Linked DNA regions of Homo sapiens: all the other regions are linked to region 3. A link is a contact called in ENCODE Hi-C or POLR2A ChIA-PET data. All regions are on one chromosome and are shown on one strand. The core of a region is the stretch at or near the end of the contact, and the rest is flanking DNA. Distances in the headings are between cores, read along the strand shown. Region 1 has its middle 20 kb from the start of TNIK. Region 2 overlaps PLD1 (phospholipase D1). Region 3 holds the start of EIF5A2 (eukaryotic translation initiation factor 5A2). Region 4 holds the start of GPR160 (G protein-coupled receptor 160).

The links. A loop is a pair of places that touch in the nucleus more often than their neighbours do. ChIA-PET counts read pairs that join two places held with the same protein, here RNA polymerase II (POLR2A). Pooled maps may share reads with other maps.
Region 1: a loop to region 3 is called in a pooled map, with 2.6 times the contacts of the local background. The contact joins the enhancer-like site here to the promoter of EIF5A2 in region 3. A Hi-C loop is called at or near these places in 1 of 168 maps with a recorded cell type or tissue (naive thymus-derived CD4-positive, alpha-beta T cell) and 8 of 50 pooled maps. POLR2A ChIA-PET finds 5 or more read pairs at or near these places in 1 of 52 experiments (activated B cell).
Region 2: a loop to region 3 is called in a map with no recorded cell type, with 3 times the contacts of the local background. The contact joins the enhancer-like site here to the promoter of EIF5A2 in region 3. A Hi-C loop is called at or near these places in 1 of 37 single-sample maps with no recorded cell type and 3 of 50 pooled maps. POLR2A ChIA-PET finds 5 or more read pairs at or near these places in 1 of 52 experiments (activated naive CD4-positive, alpha-beta T cell).
Region 4: a map of CD4-positive, alpha-beta memory T cell shows a loop between it and region 3 (4-fold over the local background). The contact joins the promoter of GPR160 here to the promoter of EIF5A2 in region 3. A Hi-C loop is called at or near these places in 2 of 168 maps with a recorded cell type or tissue (CD4-positive, alpha-beta memory T cell and naive thymus-derived CD4-positive, alpha-beta T cell) and 6 of 50 pooled maps.

Annotation. Positions count from the first base shown.
Region 1 is chr3:171,479,320-171,482,019 of GRCh38, forward strand. No RefSeq gene overlaps it. Among named protein-coding and RNA genes, the nearest start is that of TNIK, 20 kb to the left of the region's middle. Within about 2 kb of position 1,377, at least 4 of the 41 ENCODE cell types and tissues checked have a DNase peak (open chromatin) inside an H3K27ac peak, as active enhancers do.
Region 2 is chr3:171,787,260-171,790,105 of GRCh38, forward strand. All of the region lies in intron 1 of PLD1 (phospholipase D1), which reads right to left. Among named protein-coding and RNA genes, the nearest start is that of PLD1, 22 kb to the right of the region's middle. Within about 2 kb of position 1,417, at least 4 of the 41 ENCODE cell types and tissues checked have a DNase peak (open chromatin) inside an H3K27ac peak, as active enhancers do.
Region 3 is chr3:170,907,285-170,909,984 of GRCh38, forward strand. EIF5A2 (eukaryotic translation initiation factor 5A2) reads right to left here and starts at 1,353. Exons shown (of 5, transcript NM_020390.6): 1 at 1,259-1,353; 2 at 358-557. The coding sequence starts at 522. RefSeq lists a silencer at 874-1,013.
Region 4 is chr3:170,036,570-170,039,269 of GRCh38, forward strand. It overlaps GPR160 (G protein-coupled receptor 160), which reads left to right and starts at 1,426. Exons shown (of 4, transcript NM_014373.3): 1 at 1,426-1,646; 2 at 2,346-2,474. RefSeq lists silencers at 1,401-1,880, 2,191-2,240, 2,401-2,450 and an enhancer at 2,306-2,700.

The DNA.
Region 1 (2,700 bases), core at 127-2,626, 570 kb after region 3:
GACGTTCTTGCCTTTATCATGGATGTTGATTTTCCTATTTTAGGAAAAGAGCCAAAGCTTGTTATTACCTTATTGAGTTTCTGTATAACAGAGGCCTGTGATTCCTGAATTTTAGTAAGCTTAGTGATAACCTGAATACAGCAACAAATACAAATATGACCTGGTATTAGATGATATTTAAAGAATCATTATTATTTTTGTTACGTGCTATTTAAGAAAACTTTTCTGATCATTTAATTATGAACATATATGGAAGTTTTATTACCACAATGCTTTTATATCATGCAAGAAAAAAGGCCCCTAACAAGTTCATTCAAATATTCACTGCTTTATTTTATAGAAAAAGAGACTGGTAAGATACTCAATATAGGACAGATTGAAAAAGACAGAACGTCTAAAGTTCACTCAATCCTTGACTAGTAGTCAGTTGGATAGGTCAGTAAATGATTTCCAGAACAAGCTTTAATCCCATTAACGTTCATCAGAAAAGTGCTTAAGAATTTCACCATGAATGCAAATATTGGATTTTAAGCCACCGTGAATAGGTCTTCTCAAATGTATTTGAATTGATTCATCTTCCATTTTAAGATCTTTTTAAAAGCTATTTTAGAATTTCTGAGAAATTTCAGATATGGTTATTGGGTTTACCGTAATTTAAAAATATTATTATAACTTTAGCTGGGGACTAAACCTTAATATAGGGTTTTGAGACTGGTCCTGTCTGTCAGTCAGTCATTTGGTGAGTTGGTGGAGACTGCACATCTATACTGTAGTGGGCATACCAGGAGAATAACCACCAGAGGTCGGTTGAAACATTTAGAGCCTGGCCATCCAAAATCAAAGGCAAGGGCCAGGCGCGGTGGCTCACGCCTGTAAACCTAGCACTTTGGGAGGTTGAGGTGGGTGGATCACCTGAGGTCAGGAATTTGTGACCAGCCTGGCCAACATAGTGAAACCCGTCTCCACTAAGAATACAAAAAATTAGCCAGGCGTGGTGGCGGGTGCCTGTAATCCCAGGTACTCGGGAGGCTGAGGCAGGAGAATCTCTTGAACCCAGGAGGCGGTGGTTGCAGTGAGCTGAAATCACACCATTGCACTCCAGCCTGGGTGACAGGAGCGAAACATGGTCTCAAAAAACCCAAAAAAACAAAATCAAAGGTGAAATCCAATGCATTGTTGCCAAACTGACTTGTGGGTAGAAATATCATCTTCCATAATTGAAATATATCTTTCATAGGTGGAAAAATAGCCCCATTTCCAATTTAAACAAAAAACAACTACAAAAAAATTCATCTTACATGCTTCACACTTCAAAAACATTATCACTTTCATTACTGAGTCATCAAAACTTCCTGAGTATTTCTTTTTTAAGTAAAAGGACCAATCACTAACCTGTTTTCTTTTCCACCTCACCATCTACAACAACAACAAAAAAGCTCAGAAATAGTCTGGTGAAACTATGCAGTGGGCACGGTTTTTCTGTGGCTTTCTTCCTTCCACCTTCTCAGTCCCTTCTCACACAGAACTCCCAGCCCTCTCTCTCCCTGTTCTAAGAGTCCTAGAACTGTTAAGGGATGCTTTGTATCTCTCCTAAAGTCTCTAAACCAAAGTTCCCTTTTCCTTCCCTTCCTGATGAAGCGAACCCTGTATCTTTCCCTGTTCCTGACCTCAGTGGAGTGCTGCCACCTGATCCTTCATTTATTTCTAGTTCACTCCTTATCACATTCCCCAGAATCCCTTTCCAATTTTTCTTTTTGTCCCAGTACCCACTACACACACTTACCTTGCAATCTTCTTTTCATAAGCCACTTTGCTACCTATGATGACATGATGGCAGCAGGCAGCTGCTTTGCCGCTACTCACAGTGTACTATCTGTGAATGGTGCCCCTGGAGTTGGGTACACAGGGAACACATTGGGAATGCAGCTGGGAGGTGTGAAGGTCACAGTCTTGGATGAGGCCATCTAAATGGAATGACCACAGGTTACCCCTTTCCTCTTCAAGATTCCTCTTGGTTGTCATTCCTTCCTCCTTGCCAGCACCTCCCTTTCTTGGCAGACCACATGCTTGGGATTGAGGCAGCCCCTTTCCAGCCGTATGACTTTGGGAAGGTTACTTAAGTCTTCGAAGTATTTATTTTCTTATTTAGAAAAACGGGGATATAATAGCATTTATCTCATGGTATTATCAAGTGGAATAAATGAGATAATGTCTGTAAGAGTACTGGCCCAGGGGGATGGTTAGCCAAGTTAGCTGTTGCTATAATTCCTAATTCTAAGGCTGAGATTCTACCCGTGAGGTCTGTAAAGTCTCTCTACAGTCTTTGAGAAGTGATCTGCTCCCCTCACTTCTCCATGAAAATTTCTATTTTTCTCCATATTTATTTTTAAAACACATTTTACCTCGTTGATAGCTGGAATTGAATTTAAACAGTCCTCAATGCCTTAGAATGATCAAATTATTAACACAGACAATCTCTCCACAACGATTCTGTGCCCACTTTCTAGTGTGTGGTTTTTTTGTTTGTTTGTTTGTTTGTTTGTTTTTTGAGACAGAGTTTCGCTCTTGTTGCCCAGGCTGGAGCACAATGGTGCGATCCCGGCTCACCACAACCTCCACCTCCTGGGTTCTAGTGATTCTCCTGCCTCAGCCTCCCGAGTAGCTGGGATTACAGGCATGCGCCACCACGCCTGGCTAATT
Region 2 (2,846 bases), core at 167-2,666, 880 kb after region 3:
TGTATGGTACATTAGGTGTCTGTAGGGCATGGTCATCTCTGTACAACACAGGCCTACTTTCTGGATTTGTTATGTTGGAATAGATTATCTACCCTGAGTATTTTCCCTTATTTTTGTGATCAAATTACTTTCTCTTGGCAATGCCTTCTTTTTTTTTCATTAAGTACCTGGGTGCCCCCAAGTGGATGATGGTTCTCTCACATTGCAAGAGCTGGTTGTACAAAATGCAGCACCCAAGAACTTCATGACCATATTATCAACCTAGGAGAAAAATGTTATGGATTTGTGCACCAAGAAAGGAATCTAAAATACATTTGCATATTTTATAACTCATTTGAATGTCATCATACCCAGAAAATAAAATTCAGGCCATTTTTCCCTTGTTAATATTCATGGTATGGTGTGGTATGTGTATGTGTGTTGGGGGCATGGTACAAACAAGGAAGGTTGATACAAGTTAAAGAACAGCCACCTTCTATGGAGCAGCAAGCATATTATCACTGAATTCTCATTTAGGAAAAGAAAATATTTTTTCCCTGGTAATTTAATGAAATTTAGATATTATTAGAACCAACTTGGTTTTTTTTAAGAAAAAAAAAACTAGAAAAATATTTTGTAAGAAAAAAAAAATTGTATGATTGTCAGCCTCAAGAAAAAAATTCAGCCGGGTGCAGCAGTGGCTCATGCCTATACTCCCAGCACTTTGGGAGGCTGAGGCTGGTGGATCACCTGGGATCAGGAGTTTGAGACCAGCCTGGCCAACATGGTGAAACCCCATTTCTACTAAAAATACAAAAATTAGCTGGGCATGGTGGTACACGCCTGTAATCCCAGCTGCTCCAGAGAATCACTTGAGCCCGGGAGGTTGAGGTTGCTGTGAGCTGAGATCGCGTCATTGCACTCCAGCCTTGTGACAAGAGCAAAAATCCATCTCAAAAAAAAAAAAATAATAATAAATTAACTTTTGTGTTTGTGAGTGCATCTGCACTTCTTTTTTTTTTTTTTTTTTTTTGTAAAGACTGAAAGGAGTATTTCTGGGCTGGTAAACTGATGAGATGAATGACAGAGTGAGAAACAGGCTTATCAGTTTACCAACTGCTGAAAAAACCAAGCCAGGTTCACAAGGTAACAACAATACAGAGGTGATAGAAATAAATTTTTCCTTAATGCATGGGATTCCTGGATTACTCGTATACCTGCATTCATTCAGTTAGTGCTTCAATAAACCAAGCAGTTTGCCTCTGGTTTTCTAATATCCCGTCTCTCTATTAGCTTCCCAAATAAAAACTCAAGCCAAGAGACAATATAACAACAAATAAAACAAGGTAACAAACTTTTATTACACATTTGTTGAATTGTTTAAAAACTTTTCATGTTTCCTGAACACTCATCCAGGAAAGTACTGTCAAGATGATGACGAAACTCAGTTTATTCCTGGACAAAAGAGCTTTGACACATCTGCTTGTGGTTATCTACGTTCATAAAAACACATCACTGTCATCAAAGGCTTAAGACAAAGAAAAGCATTTATTAAGTTCTGTCTATATATAGTACTTCAACTGCCAACTCTGGTAATTTGTTTGAGCTTAGATTCTCTGCGTCATGAGAGGAGTTGGTTTGCATCTGTTAATGAGACTGTTTTTTTGAACTGTATTCCTTTACTCCAATATGTATTGCATAACTACCCTGTGCTATGCACTCTGCTAGGCACTGAGAATTCGAGGATGAATAAAACAGACATTGTCCTCAAAAAGCTGGCAAACTCATGGAGGAGGCAGTCTACATGGCCCAGCCAAAAGTCTACTGTGCACAAACAAAGCTGTGCAAACACAGAGGGGAACAGAAGTAATTCAGCATGCTAAGAAAATGGTGGTCAGGGCCAACTCACCAATGCACAGGATTTTTCTATCTACAGGCAGACAAGGGAGGAAGGGCATCCTATTCAAAGAGCTCCAAAGGAGAAAAGCACATGGCACGTTCTGGAACCAAAAAGCCCTGCAGAGGGCGTGGGACAGAGATGGATGTATGTACATTGCAAGGCTGGAAATAAAGTTGAAAAAAATGCATGGCAGCCACATACAGAAGGGTCTTGAATGACACTCTAAGGCGTTTCAGATCCACTCTTGGGTGATGGGAAGTTCATGGAGGGATTTAAGCTGTAGAATAATGTAATCTAATTTATGCTTCAGAAAGATGGCTCTGTAAAACTAGGTACACGAAGTCAGCAGTATTCCTCAGATAAGAGCCCCTTTGGGCAGTGGCCAGAGTGGGAATATCTGTATACAAAAGACAAAAAAAAGGTACAAATGAGAAAAAAATATTTGTGCTATTGAAAACTTGGACATCTTTCCATTCATTTTAAAAGCAAATTTTAAGTGCTACTAACTTTGATGAGTTCACAATGGCTGATGACCCTCAAATTCTTCACTTACTCTTCACTGTCTATGACAGAGGAGAATAAAGCAGAAAACAAAACAAAACAAAATGCATTAATACCAGTTCCTGATTTTAGCCGATAATGGTAGCATCACTCACTTGCTGCCAGATATCAGAATGAAGAAATACTAACTGCTGTTTTTACCTATGTCTCTCTCTTCATGACTACTAAATAATAGTATGTGATGTGGCTGGGCTGAACCACATTGCCCAGAATTCCCCTTCTTGTAGGCTTCCACGTAGGGTCAAAGGATATTCTCTCCTAAGAGGTGGGGAAAAGAAAGGAGACAGCAACATTTTGCAGCATGCATGTACACACATGCCTTTACCTAGTTATTCAATCAAGTACTAATCTACTGCTGCTGTGAAGGGATTTTGCAGATGTAAGGTATGTAATCAGTTGATTTTAG
Region 3 (2,700 bases), core at 103-2,602:
ACATGTCAAGACCCAATATAGACCAGTGATTCAATTATGAGATTACACAAGAAAAATAAAGTGTAGATTTCTTAGAATTGCTAGAACAGGTTTTCTCATCTGTAAACTAAATAGATCTTATAGGTCACTAGGATTCAGGAAAGTTTCAGTTCCCAGTTAATGAACATTGTAAGGGCCCAAGAAGGGAATGCTACCTTTAAGTATTCAACGTAATAACTGATTACCCAGTAATTGTGGGAAGGAAAAAATAGTGCTTATTACAAAATTTTAAGTATAGAAATCTCATGATCTGTAACGGAATACAAATGATCAAAGTCCCAACGCCGAAGCCAAAGCCTGATCTGCAAGGGTACTTACCTTGGCATGACCATGCTTTCCAGTTTTGGAAGTTGACATCTCCACTATTTTGCATGGTCGTCCTTTGAGCACCACGAAGCCGTTTTTGCGCAAGGCCGAGCACTGCATAGGGTAAGTGCTGGAAGCCCCGGCATCTCCAGTAGTGAAATCAATTTCGTCTGCCATGGTGGGCAGGGGAGATGGTAGTTTTTCCGTGGGAACTACACAAAAAGTTTGTGTTTGCTTTTTAACAACGGGTATGTAGGCAGGGAAACGTCTCATTTCGGACAAGTTATGTGCCAAGCATCATGGGCCCGTTATTTCTGCATGTAAGGAACACCCACCCTAGACTAGTGGCCACTTTCTAACTCTGGCCTCTACAAACTTTTCCAGCTACTGCTTGGGGAGGTGGGATGAGAAGTCGCAGAGGAGCTCGCTGAGGGTGGGGACACCCGCCCTGGGCGCTCCTCCGTGCTGGAAACAGCAGGTTGCGGCCCCCATCGCCCCACCGCAGAAGCCGGCGACCTTCCCCCGCCGCCCAGCCCTCGGCCGCCGCCCCGAACCCTACTGCGGGGGACCCAGCCCAGGCCGCAGGTCCCCGCGAAGGATGCGGGGTAACAGAACCTGGCCAGCAGCACCCGGCCCTCTGCTAGCTGGCGCGCACCCCGCCCTCCACCCTTCAACGTCGCCGCCGCGGCCGCACAGGCGCCCCCTGTTCTGCCGGCATCCAGGGCTCAGCTCGGCCCGGCCCGGCCCCACTAGGGCCTGAGCCCCGGCGGGTCCCGCGCTCGCCTCTGTTCCCCCATCCATTCTCCTTCTTTCTCTCGGTCAGCGCTCAGTTCTGGGCGCCTTCCCCGGCCCTGCCTCACTCTGGCCCCATCCCCACCAGCTTTTCCCCACCAGCTTTTCCCCAGGTCTTCACCTTTCAGCTGGCAAAGAGCGCCTTTCGTCTGCGCACCCGCGCTGGTCCCCTACAGCAGCGGCGCCGGCAGCGGCGGTGGCGGCCGCGGCAGTTCCAAGAGACGGGGCGGGGCCGCCACACTTTCCACACCCCAGCCTCCCCGCCCTTACCCGCCCCCACTCAGCCCTATTTCCGGGATAGGCCCCGGAGCGTCACAGGCACCGCCCTCTCGGGCTACCATTGGCTACCAGATTCCCGAGGCTCCGCCCAGTCACGTGAAGAGCGCCCTGGCAACCCCACGTGCTGCGGATTAGTGCACTTCCGGCGTGGAGCGCACTTTCAGCAGTCTGGTTGCCGAGGGTGAGCTCGCTGGCAGAGGAACTTGCGCCTTCCAACTCTTAGGTTTGTTGCGTTCGGGTCGCAGTCGACTTTAATGGGAACCAAGCAAAGCACCCAATGGCCCCTGCCATCAGGTGCGTGGCAGTTATCACATGACGATCGTCAGAACTCGCGAGGCGCGCAGATTCAGCGAGTGCCAGTGTGGCTGGCTGTGAAGCGAACTTTGGGTTCGAGCTTCTGGTTCAGCTTGCAGCCTTTCTTGGGGTTCGAACCTCCTCCTGGTCCTTAAAGAAGAATTCAGGTGCAGTATTTTATTACCCAGCTCGGCACCGCAGGTCCTGAGGACCCCCCATTCACCCCTTGGTGAGATTTTTGGCAGCGACTGCCGCCGGATGCCCCTGTAGAGTCAGCACTGCTCCCTGGGGTGGGAACTCCCGAAGCGTCCGCCAGCTAACAAGCCAGCAGTGAAATGAATTAACCCACTTCTCACACCAAAGGCTGTTGGGAAGTTGTGGAGGCGAAGGGTGTCTGACTCCTACGGCATTGTGGGTCCAGAGAGGTGTTCTGCCGACTCATCCATTCTTTCCTCCTGGCATTGGCATTCCTTAGAGTTTGGGGTTTAACCCTGGCACATTAGAACGCTTGGATGGTCTTCAAAATTGACCTAGAGCTTGTAGACTGCCATAGAAAGGTTCTTAAAAGAGATGTGCTCCCCCTTCACAGTTTCATTTCGCAACCTACCGCAGTATCCTATCTTGGGGAGGTGATCTAGGAAATTATTTCCCATCCCACACCCGCATTTATGTGGTAACTTTGATTTCCTATTGCTGTCTCATGAATAATCCCATATCTCACATTCCTGTATGACTCTACAGTTTACACATATCTTTCAAACAGGTCCAATTTAACTTTCGCAATAAGTTACTGCCCTCTCATGTACTGAATTCAGCCTCTAGCTAATATACAAAGGAGCCATTACAGCAGTGGCTCATGCCTGTAATCCCAGCACGTTGGGAGGCTGAGGCAGGTGGGTTCCCTGAGCTCAGGAGTTCGAGATCAGCCTGGGCAGCATCGTGAAACCCCGTCTCTACCAAAAATACGAAAACTTAGCTGGGCATGGTGCT
Region 4 (2,700 bases), core at 176-2,675, 870 kb before region 3:
CTCCATGTAGCTCCTGGATTTTGTGATTGAAATAGCATTTAAAAAAAAAAAAAGACTGACATTGTGGAGAGATACAAACGTGTATGGACATGGTCATCTTTAATCTCTAACTGCTATGACACTCAGAGAGGTTGAGAGGCTCAGGACACTCCCCTTGTTCAAGGCTCTGCGTGAAGAGGAGAAGGAAGAAATTGTGCAATATTTTATTTTATTTTATTTGTTTCAGATGAAGTCTGTCTCTGTTGCCCAGGCTGGAGTGTAATGGCGTGATCTTGGTTCACTGCAACCTCTGCCTCCTGGGTTCAAGTCATTCTCCTGCCTCAGCCTCCCAAGTAGCTGGGACTACAGGCATGTGCCATTACGCCCAACTAATTTTTGTATTTTTAGTAGAGGCAGGGTTTCACCATGTTGGCCAGGCTGGTCTTGAACTCGTGACCTCAAGTGATCCACCCGCCTCGGCCTCCCAAAGTGCTGGGATTACAGGCTTGAGCCACTGCGCTGGCCTAATTGTTCGATATTTTAAATGTTTAAATGACCGGCAAGTCGTAGGTGCTCAACAAATATTTGTTGAATGACAACAAATTAGCACTGTTGACACAAAAAAGGCAATGCAATATATGGGCTATTTAATATTTGCAGATTTTTATTTAAAAATCTGAATTCACAGTACACTGCAGGCGGTTGCTTAGAAGCATACAAGTTTCAAGAAGTTCTGTCACCCTGTGTATACTCTTTTTTTTTTTTTTTTTTTTTTTTTTTTTTTTTTTTGATACGGAGTCTTGCTGTTGCTGCCCAGGCTGGAGTGCAGTGGTGCGGTCTTAGCTCACTGCAACCTCCGCCTCCTGGGTTCAAGCGATTCTCGTGCCTCAGCTTCCCAAATAGCTGGGATTACAGGTGCGTGCCACCAAGCCCGGCTAATTTTTGTATTTTTAGTAGACATGGGGACCAACGTGGACCATGTTGGCCAGGCTGGTCTCAAACTCCTGACCTCAAGTGATCCGCCCACCTTGACCTCCCAAAGTGCTAGGATTACAGGCATGAGCCACCGCCTGGCCACCCTGTGTAAACTCTTATCTGGAGACAACTGCCAAGTTTACATTTGCAGAGGTAAGGGAAGGAGAGGCCCTGACCCAGTGGCCCCCGCTCGCCCGCCTGCTGGGGAGATGGGGAGCTCCTAGGACAGGGGCCGGGTCCTCAAGATGTGGCATGAGGAAGGGGGTCTCACTGAGCCCCCAAGCGGCTCCCGCACTGCGCACCCCTGGCTGCGTCCCTCTGCCAGCCTCAACTCAGCCCTCTCCTAGCCGGCGGGGGGTGACAGTCTCTGTGATATCTTTCCGTCCCGCCGGCAGGCGGCGCCCTCCGGCCCTTGTTTCGTTGGGCCCGGACGGGACGTGCGCGCTCAAAGGTTGCCCGTCTCTGACGCCCGCATTTCCTGGTCTGGAGCCGGCTGAGCCACAGCAGGGTCGCCGCGGGGTCCCGGGGCCGTGCTCCCCTGCCCCTCCCGGGAGCGCGCGGGGCGGGGCGGGGCGGGGCGGGACCAGGCGGGCGAGCTGGGCCCTCGCCCCTCCCTCGGGCGGTCACCTGGGCACGGGCGCTGCAGGTGTCGGGGCCTCAACCTTGCGGAGCCGACAGCCATCGATCCTCGGGTGAGTGCGGGCGCAGGTGGAGGGCGCCCGGCGCTCTCGCCACCGGCGTCCCAGCCTCGGGGCGGCGAACGGTCCCCGCGCCGCTCCCAGCCTCCCTGGCCGGGCGTTCAGCGCGCCTGGGAGGGGAAGGAATTTCCTTTGCAGGAACTCAGGGGCTGGGGGTTCTCTGCTACTTAAGAGATCCAGGAGTGGAGCCCGGACGCCCGAGCCTTCCTGCTTCGGGATGGGGATTACCGCGGAGCCTTAGCAACTGGGGTCTGTCGTGGGTTTGAGGGCAGGGGGTCTGGGGAATGGGCGTGTCCCGCACCCAGAGACTCGCCACCCTCTCTCCAGGGGAGATGCTTTTTAAACATGACAAACCCAGCAAGGTTATAGAAATGGGTGTATGCAACTCTTCGCTCTTTCCTGGCGCCCAGAGGTGAATAGTCTCACACACACGCGCGCGCGCGCGCGTGCGTGCATTCATTGGGGCCGACTTTGCCTCCCCTCCCCTGGCCTCGAGCGTTGGGGACGGCGCCCCCGCCCGCGCCCGCCACTGGGATTAAGCCCCAGGGCCTTGCCCGGCTATTTGTTTTCCGAGGCCGTTGCGTCCGGGTAGGTTCCTGGATGACCATCCTGGCTGGCTCAAAATTCCCTCTAGATTACCTGCGACCACCCCCAGGAACCCGGAGACTGAAACTCCTTTTCTCACCTGCGCAGGTGGCCTCGAGGTGGTGGCAGGGCCGCCCCCTGCAGTCCGGAGACGAACGCACGGACCGGGCCTCCGGAGGCAGGTTCGGCTGGAAGGAACCGCTCTCGCTTCGTCCTACACTTGCGCAAATGTCTCCGGTAAGGGGAAGTGTCGCTTAAATCCCAGAGATAACCCCCACCGAGAAGCATCACAAAAGACATGAACGAGTGTTTAGCTCTCAGGATTGTTATTGCTTCGAGTGAAATGGTTTCTTGTGTGCTTTTGTGCATTTATATATAAATATAAACATATATGTATACATTTGACAAGCTCTAAGACCGGCACTTGTGATATCTCCAGAATAGAGTTATTATAGTTATTTGG